2 separate regions of the Homo sapiens genome follow, and region 2 is linked to region 1. The links are chromatin loops, found by intact Hi-C in ENCODE. Cell type or tissue: PC-9. All regions are shown on one strand. Links, peaks and the distances in the headings refer to the core of each region. The heading gives the core; the rest is flanking DNA. Region 1 overlaps CCNJL (cyclin J like). Region 2 overlaps FABP6-AS1 (FABP6 antisense RNA 1).

Region 1 (2,904 bases), core at 85-2,584:
CGCTGCCTTCATCAGTGCAGTCCAAAGCCCCCAAACACAAGTCAGATAGGCAACGTCTTGACCTCCCTCCCCACTCAACTGGCCAAGCTCAAAGCCTTCTAGATTTTCCCTTGAGCCAAGTGAGAGAAGAGAACTCAAGGCAACACAAAGAACGTCTTTCCTGTACGTGTTCCTGGGAGAAGCGTCCTTTGCCTTGAGCAGATTCTCAAAGAAAGACATTGGTGCATAAAAGAAAAAGTTATGGACCAGGTGCAGTGGCTCATGTAATCCAAGCACTGTGGGAGGCCAAGGTGGGCGGATCGCTTGAGGCCAGGAGTTCAAGACCAGCCTGGTCGTCATGGCAAAACCCCGTCTCTACTAAAAATACAAAAATTAGCTAGGCATGGTGGTGCACACCTGTGGTCCCAGTTACACGGGAGGCTGAGGCACGAGAATCACTTGAACCCGGGAAGCAGAGGTTGCAGTGAGCCAATATTGTACCACTGCACTCCAGCCTGGGTGACAGAGTGAGACTCTGTCTCAAAAAAAAAGCAAAGAAAAGAAAAAAGGAAAAGTTATGGACCACTGGAATGCATAGCAATATATGGCAAGTAGGGGTTAGTAGGTACAGCGTGCTGGAAGGGGCTGGTCTCAAGAGGGCAGGATTTTGAAGCTAGAACACTGGCTCCCTGGGATGCTCTTTCTCCCTGTTTCTGTTTGTCCCTCAAATACTGACTTAAATGTCACTTCCTAAGACTTCTCTGACCTCTCCATCATTCCAAATCAGGTTCCCCTTATTCTCTTGGTAGTCTTCTCTTTGTGGCCGAAAATTTACTTATTTATGTAGCTGGCACAGATGCAGACATTCAATAAATATGTATCGAATAAGAAAGAATAAATACAGAGTCACTCCCTGTACCAACCACCTCACCTCCCGCCCCCACATACCGGGGATTAGCTTGATACCTACAGAGTGTGAGGTCAGGCAGTTCTGGGTCGGAATCTTAGTTCCACTATTTACCAACCTTGGGCATGTGAACTGACCCTCAGTGTCCCTATCTGAGAAATGGGGGTCACGCTGCCGTAAATGTAGAGTATTTGGTGTTAACAGCAGCTCAGCAAGCCTAGTGGCCCTTCCTCTTCCCTCAAGCTGGGGAATCAAGTCTCAGAGAAGTTGAATTGATCTATCTCTGTCAAAGGCTCTTTGGGCTTTCAAAGAAACCTGCTTTGAGAAATGTGCAATGAGGCTTTCTACCTTTGAGCTGAGGTGCCTCTGTCAGTGTGTCCTCTGCAGAGCCCTCAAACCAAGTAGAATTAGCAGCTCTGAGCCTCAGCTTGTTCCCCTCACTGGGAAAAGGGAGATTCTTTGTCATGGAAATAACAATGTAGGACTGCAGCATGCCTATCCTGTTTAGTTTGAGAATCTAGCTGATCACTTCGCTAACCCAATTAGGGGGTGCAGGGAAGGCATTCATTACAAGGGCTTTGCTCTAAGGGACTGCATTCCTCCCCAGGCACTCTTGACCTAAGTCCACTTGAAGGCCGCAGCAGCGCAGTGCAGGAAGCCAGCCCCTCTGCTGAGTGGCCTGGATTCCAGAAACAAAAGAGCAGCCTGCCCTAGGGCGGCTTCTAAAGCTCTCCCCAGATTAGGCAGGAGCTTGGCAGGCATTCAGCAATCAGGCAGGCGCTGGGCGGGCAGGAACCTGGCCAGGCAGGGTGACCTTCCCCTCAGCATGCCTGGCAGGGCCACAGGCGGTGAGAGTGTGGGCAGCAGAAAGGCTAGGGGGAGGCTGTAGAAGAAGGGGGCTGAGGTGGGAGGGGAGGGAAGGGCAGAGGCTTCCTGATCACTCTCCCTCCCCAGCTGTTGGCCCTTGATCACCTGACTCAGGGAAGCCCATCTGCCGCAGGAGTATCTAGAGATGAACAGGTGGAGGCATGGACAGATGGCCATGGTGGAGTTCCGGGAAAAAGAAATCCACCTTACAAAAACCCCTGCTTTTGTCATCACAGTCCTTTATTATTATTATTATTTTTTAACATAATAGCTACGGGCTAGAAAAAACTTAGAAAAGATACATCAAAATATTAACAGTGGCTACGGAGGAGAGGTCGGGATGGGCACTGAGATCTTGCATTTTCACGATCATGCTTTTCAACAGCCTGAATTTTTCAAAAATGCTCAATGCATAACCACTTTATTACTTCAGTTACTATGTTTTCAGTTTGGAAACAAACAAAAAGACTAGATACCCACTGTGTTACAAGGCCCAGCTCAAAATTTATCCCTGAGGATTTCCTAGCAACCCCACATCATCCCTTTAACAAAATCTGCCCTGTCATAATAACACCCCATGCCCAGTAAGTATCCCACTTCATCTTCCTACAATGCAAAGCCCCTTCCAGAAGGAATTTTCCATTTTTTTCTTTTCCTTTCTTTTTCTTTTTACTAATTATAAATTATATGTTCACTGATGAATCTTAAAAAGAATAACCAGCCAGGTGTGGTGGCTCACGCCTGTAATCCCAGCACTTTGGGAGGCTGAGGCGGGCGGATCACGAGGTCAGGAGATCGAGACCATCCTGGCGAACATGGTGAAATCCTGTCTCTACTAAAAATACAAAAAAATTAGAGGCTGAGGCAGGAGAATGGCATGAACCCGGGGGGGCGGAGCTTGCAGTGAATGGACATCGTGCCACTGCACTCCAGCCTGGGCGACAGAGCGAGACTCTGTCTAAAAAAAAAAAAAAAAAAAAAAAGAATAACATCACTCATATTCCCTCACTTAGAAGGATTCAGACAGAAGTACTACTAGGTTCTACCTGGATTCTTCAGATATTTCTTTGTGCAAACTCTCATAAAATGCCATAGCGATCTACAACTGCTTCCCACTTGCCCCTCAGAGAGCATGGGAAACAATGTCTGCA
Region 2 (2,904 bases), core at 119-2,618, 88 kb before region 1:
TGTGTGTGAGAGAGAGAGAAAGAGGAGCAGGAGGTGGGGGAAGGAGCTGGAGAGGGAAGGGAGAAGGAGAGAAGAAGGGGGAAGGGGGTAGGGAGAGGGATTGCAGAAGACAGAAGGAGAGAGCTAGAAGGCTAAAAATACCTCTGGCCCCCACGTCCCTAGTTTCTGCACAGACCCAAGATATAGCCCTGGGGACCTGGGGCTATATCTGGCTACATAGTCTGGAGTCCTTTGCCCCCTCCTCTTAGTTACCTGAGGGAGATGATTCAGGCCAGAAGGGGTGCAAAGCGGGAAGAGGAAGGCAGGAAGAGGAAGGCACCCAGTCTTTGCTCTCCCTGTCCCCCACAGACAATCCCCCAGCAGGTTTGCCTTCTGTGCCTCCAAAATCCACCAGGGTCAGGCTCCTCCCACTCGCCCCATCAGCCGCCACCTCTTTGTTTCTGGAGTTACCACCTCACTGGTCTCCCTGCTTCCACGTTCCTTCTTCCTATCATGTGTTCTCCAGGAAGCAGATGGAATGACATGAAAAATGTAAATTGGATCGTGCCATCCCCATGCCTAAAGCCCTGTAATGGTCCCCTCAGTCCTCAAAATCCAAGCCAGATGCCCGGCTACAGCCTTCAAGTGTGCACGGTCCCCAGGCCCCTCTTTCACTCACCACCAAACTCCCACCACACTGTCCTTCCTTCTATTCCTTGCCTGCACCATCCCCCTAGCTTTTTACCAACTGAGGCGTTATCTGAAATTCCTCTGCCTGCTTTTCTCAGCCCCATGTCCTAAGCATTAAGGTGTCCACAAAGATTCCTTTCTCAGACATGCCTTCCCTGCCCACCCCATCTGAAAACGACCTCTTCAAATACTGGCCCATCATCCTGTTGTTCTTTACAGCACTTTTGACTTTATCTTCTTAATTCCTGGAGGGCAGGGACCTCACGTGTTTCTTCTGTATCTCCAGGGCCCATGTGTCTGGCACACAGTGAGCAGTCAATAAAATGGATTGAATAGACAAATGAATGAACAATGAGATGGTCTCCAGAGCCCCTCCCAGCGTGCTGGCTTTTTGTGTCATTGCAGACTTTGCACCTCTGGCTCCAGGGAGCTCACAGGCAGGGGCTGGTCCAGCCCAGAGGCGATGAAGACAGTGACGATGATGATGGTGGTGGAGATGCAGGCGCTGACTCAGGTAGCTCCGTGAAGCTGGAAATAAGTCATTTGAGGCAAATGAAAGGATGACCCAGGTCACAGTGGGGAGAACACCTTGGGTGGGGGACTTGCTCGCCTTTCTCTGTGATGCTAATAACAGACTTGTCATGGCTCCAAAGCCCTTTTCCTCCTTTCAGCTGTCTCTCTGTGACTGTCTTTGTGACAGTCTCATTGTTGTTGTTACTAAGATGGCTTCCCTCAGAGGACGGACACTTGGAGTAGTGGCAGGTTCGGCCACCCCTAGAGACGATGGCGGTGGGGACCGGGGCAGCCCCCTGGCCCCCTGGGCTCACCCCCTCCTGCGCCACCCCGGGCCGTGCCGTGCCAAGCCGGCCACCAGAGGGCGCGCCAGGTCGCGGCATCCCGGCTCCCCGTCGGCCTGGGGCCGGCGGGCGGGGCTCGGCTGTCTCCTACTGAGGCCTCGCACTTCCTCTCTGTCTTGCCATTCCTGTCTCCCTCTCTCCCTACCTGGCATCTCCCCCTGCTATCTTCATCCCCTGCCCCCTCCTTCGTCTCCATTAGCAAACCCGCATGGTAGCCTATCTTGTGGTGAGCCCCAGTGTCCGGCGCGGGGAGGGACACAGACGCGTCCCAGTGGGATCTCCGCTCACTAGGGAGTTCACAGCCTAACCTGAACCCCCGCACCAGCCCAGAGCAATGAAGCCTCCTGAAAGGACTGCTGAGGAGAGACAGGCCGTCCTACAAGAAGTGGGGCAGGACATGGTCTTCCCCACGGAGGTGGCTCCACATCCCTCCCACCTACCCCAGCCAGGGGCCCTCTGACTGTGCCACTCACCGTGCAGGCGCACCACACAGGACGTCCTGTGATGGAAAAGGCTTAGGCAGAGTCTGGCTGCCTTATCTCACTAAGGGGTAAACTGAGGCTCCAGCAGTGAAACTAGTGTGAAGTCTGGGTTCAAATTCCATCTCTGCTGCTTAATAGCTGGACGACCTTAGACAGCCTTCCTAACCTCTCTGAGCTCAAGCTGCGGAAGTGGCAGCCTCTTAGGATTATGGGAGAACACACATGCAACATGCTTAGCACTGTGCCTGCAGTTAGTCATTATTCTTAAGAAAGTGGCCTACCCATGGCCACCTATTGAGCAGAGGTGGCAGACCTAGGCCCAGAATCCCCATCTGACCTCTGAACTCTCAGGCCCTAGTTCTTTCTGCCGTTGTGGGCAGAGGCTGCAGGGAACAGCAGAGGATGCAAACGCCCGTTGAGTCCTTTTTTTTCTATTTTTTTTTTTTTGAGGCGGAGTCTCCCTCTTGTTGCCCAGGCTGGAGTGCAATGGCACGATCTTGGCTCACTGCAACATCTGCCTCCTGGGTTCAAGAGATTCTCCTTCCTCAGCCTCCTGAGTAGTTGGGATTACAGGCGCCCACCATCATGCCTGGCTAATTTTTTGTATTTTTAGTAGAGACGGGGTTTCACCATGTTGGCCAGGCTGGTCTTGAACTCCTGACCTCAGGTGATCCACCCGCCTTGGCCTCCCAAAGTGCTGGGGTTACAGGCGTGAGCCACCGCACCCGGCAAGTCTTTAGTTTGAGGAGAGGTCTGTGTTACTGTCCCCAGCTGTCTCATCTGTGTTCTCCTGCCATGGGCATCTCTTGGGATGGCTCCACACTTCCTCCTGGCCTGGCCACACCTAATCCTTCAAACCTAGCCCTTGGGTGGGGAGAGGGGAAGGTGGCCTTAGC

The links. Hi-C counts contacts between places; a loop is a spot of excess contacts. Peaks named below come from ENCODE experiments on the same cell type or tissue, not always from the same donor. Only the 100,000 strongest peaks of a DNase experiment are listed, where the experiment ranks them.
Region 2: a loop joins it to region 1, with 8 times the contacts of the local background. A loop is called at or near these places in 2 of 110 quality-filtered maps.

The regions. Positions count from the first base shown.
Region 1 is chr5:160,286,117-160,289,020 of GRCh38, forward strand. The region is part of intron 2 of CCNJL (cyclin J like); the gene reads right to left. Among named protein-coding and RNA genes, the nearest start is that of CCNJL, 25 kb to the right of the region's middle. RefSeq lists enhancers at 1-39, 40-773, 2,288-2,904. In PC-9, for the core only: no CTCF peak of the experiment used is centred there; a DNase peak (open chromatin) is centred at 1,565; H3K27ac peaks cover 676 bases.
Region 2 is chr5:160,197,975-160,200,878 of GRCh38, forward strand. It overlaps FABP6-AS1 (FABP6 antisense RNA 1), which reads right to left. Exons shown (of 4, transcript XR_941148.3): 3 at 253-1,197. It also overlaps a transcript of FABP6 not described here. Among named protein-coding and RNA genes, the nearest start is that of FABP6-AS1, 11 kb to the right of the region's middle. RefSeq lists a silencer at 1,312-1,671. In PC-9, for the core only: a CTCF peak has its summit at 1,509 (motif pointing right); no DNase peak of the experiment used is centred there; H3K4me3 peaks cover 552 bases.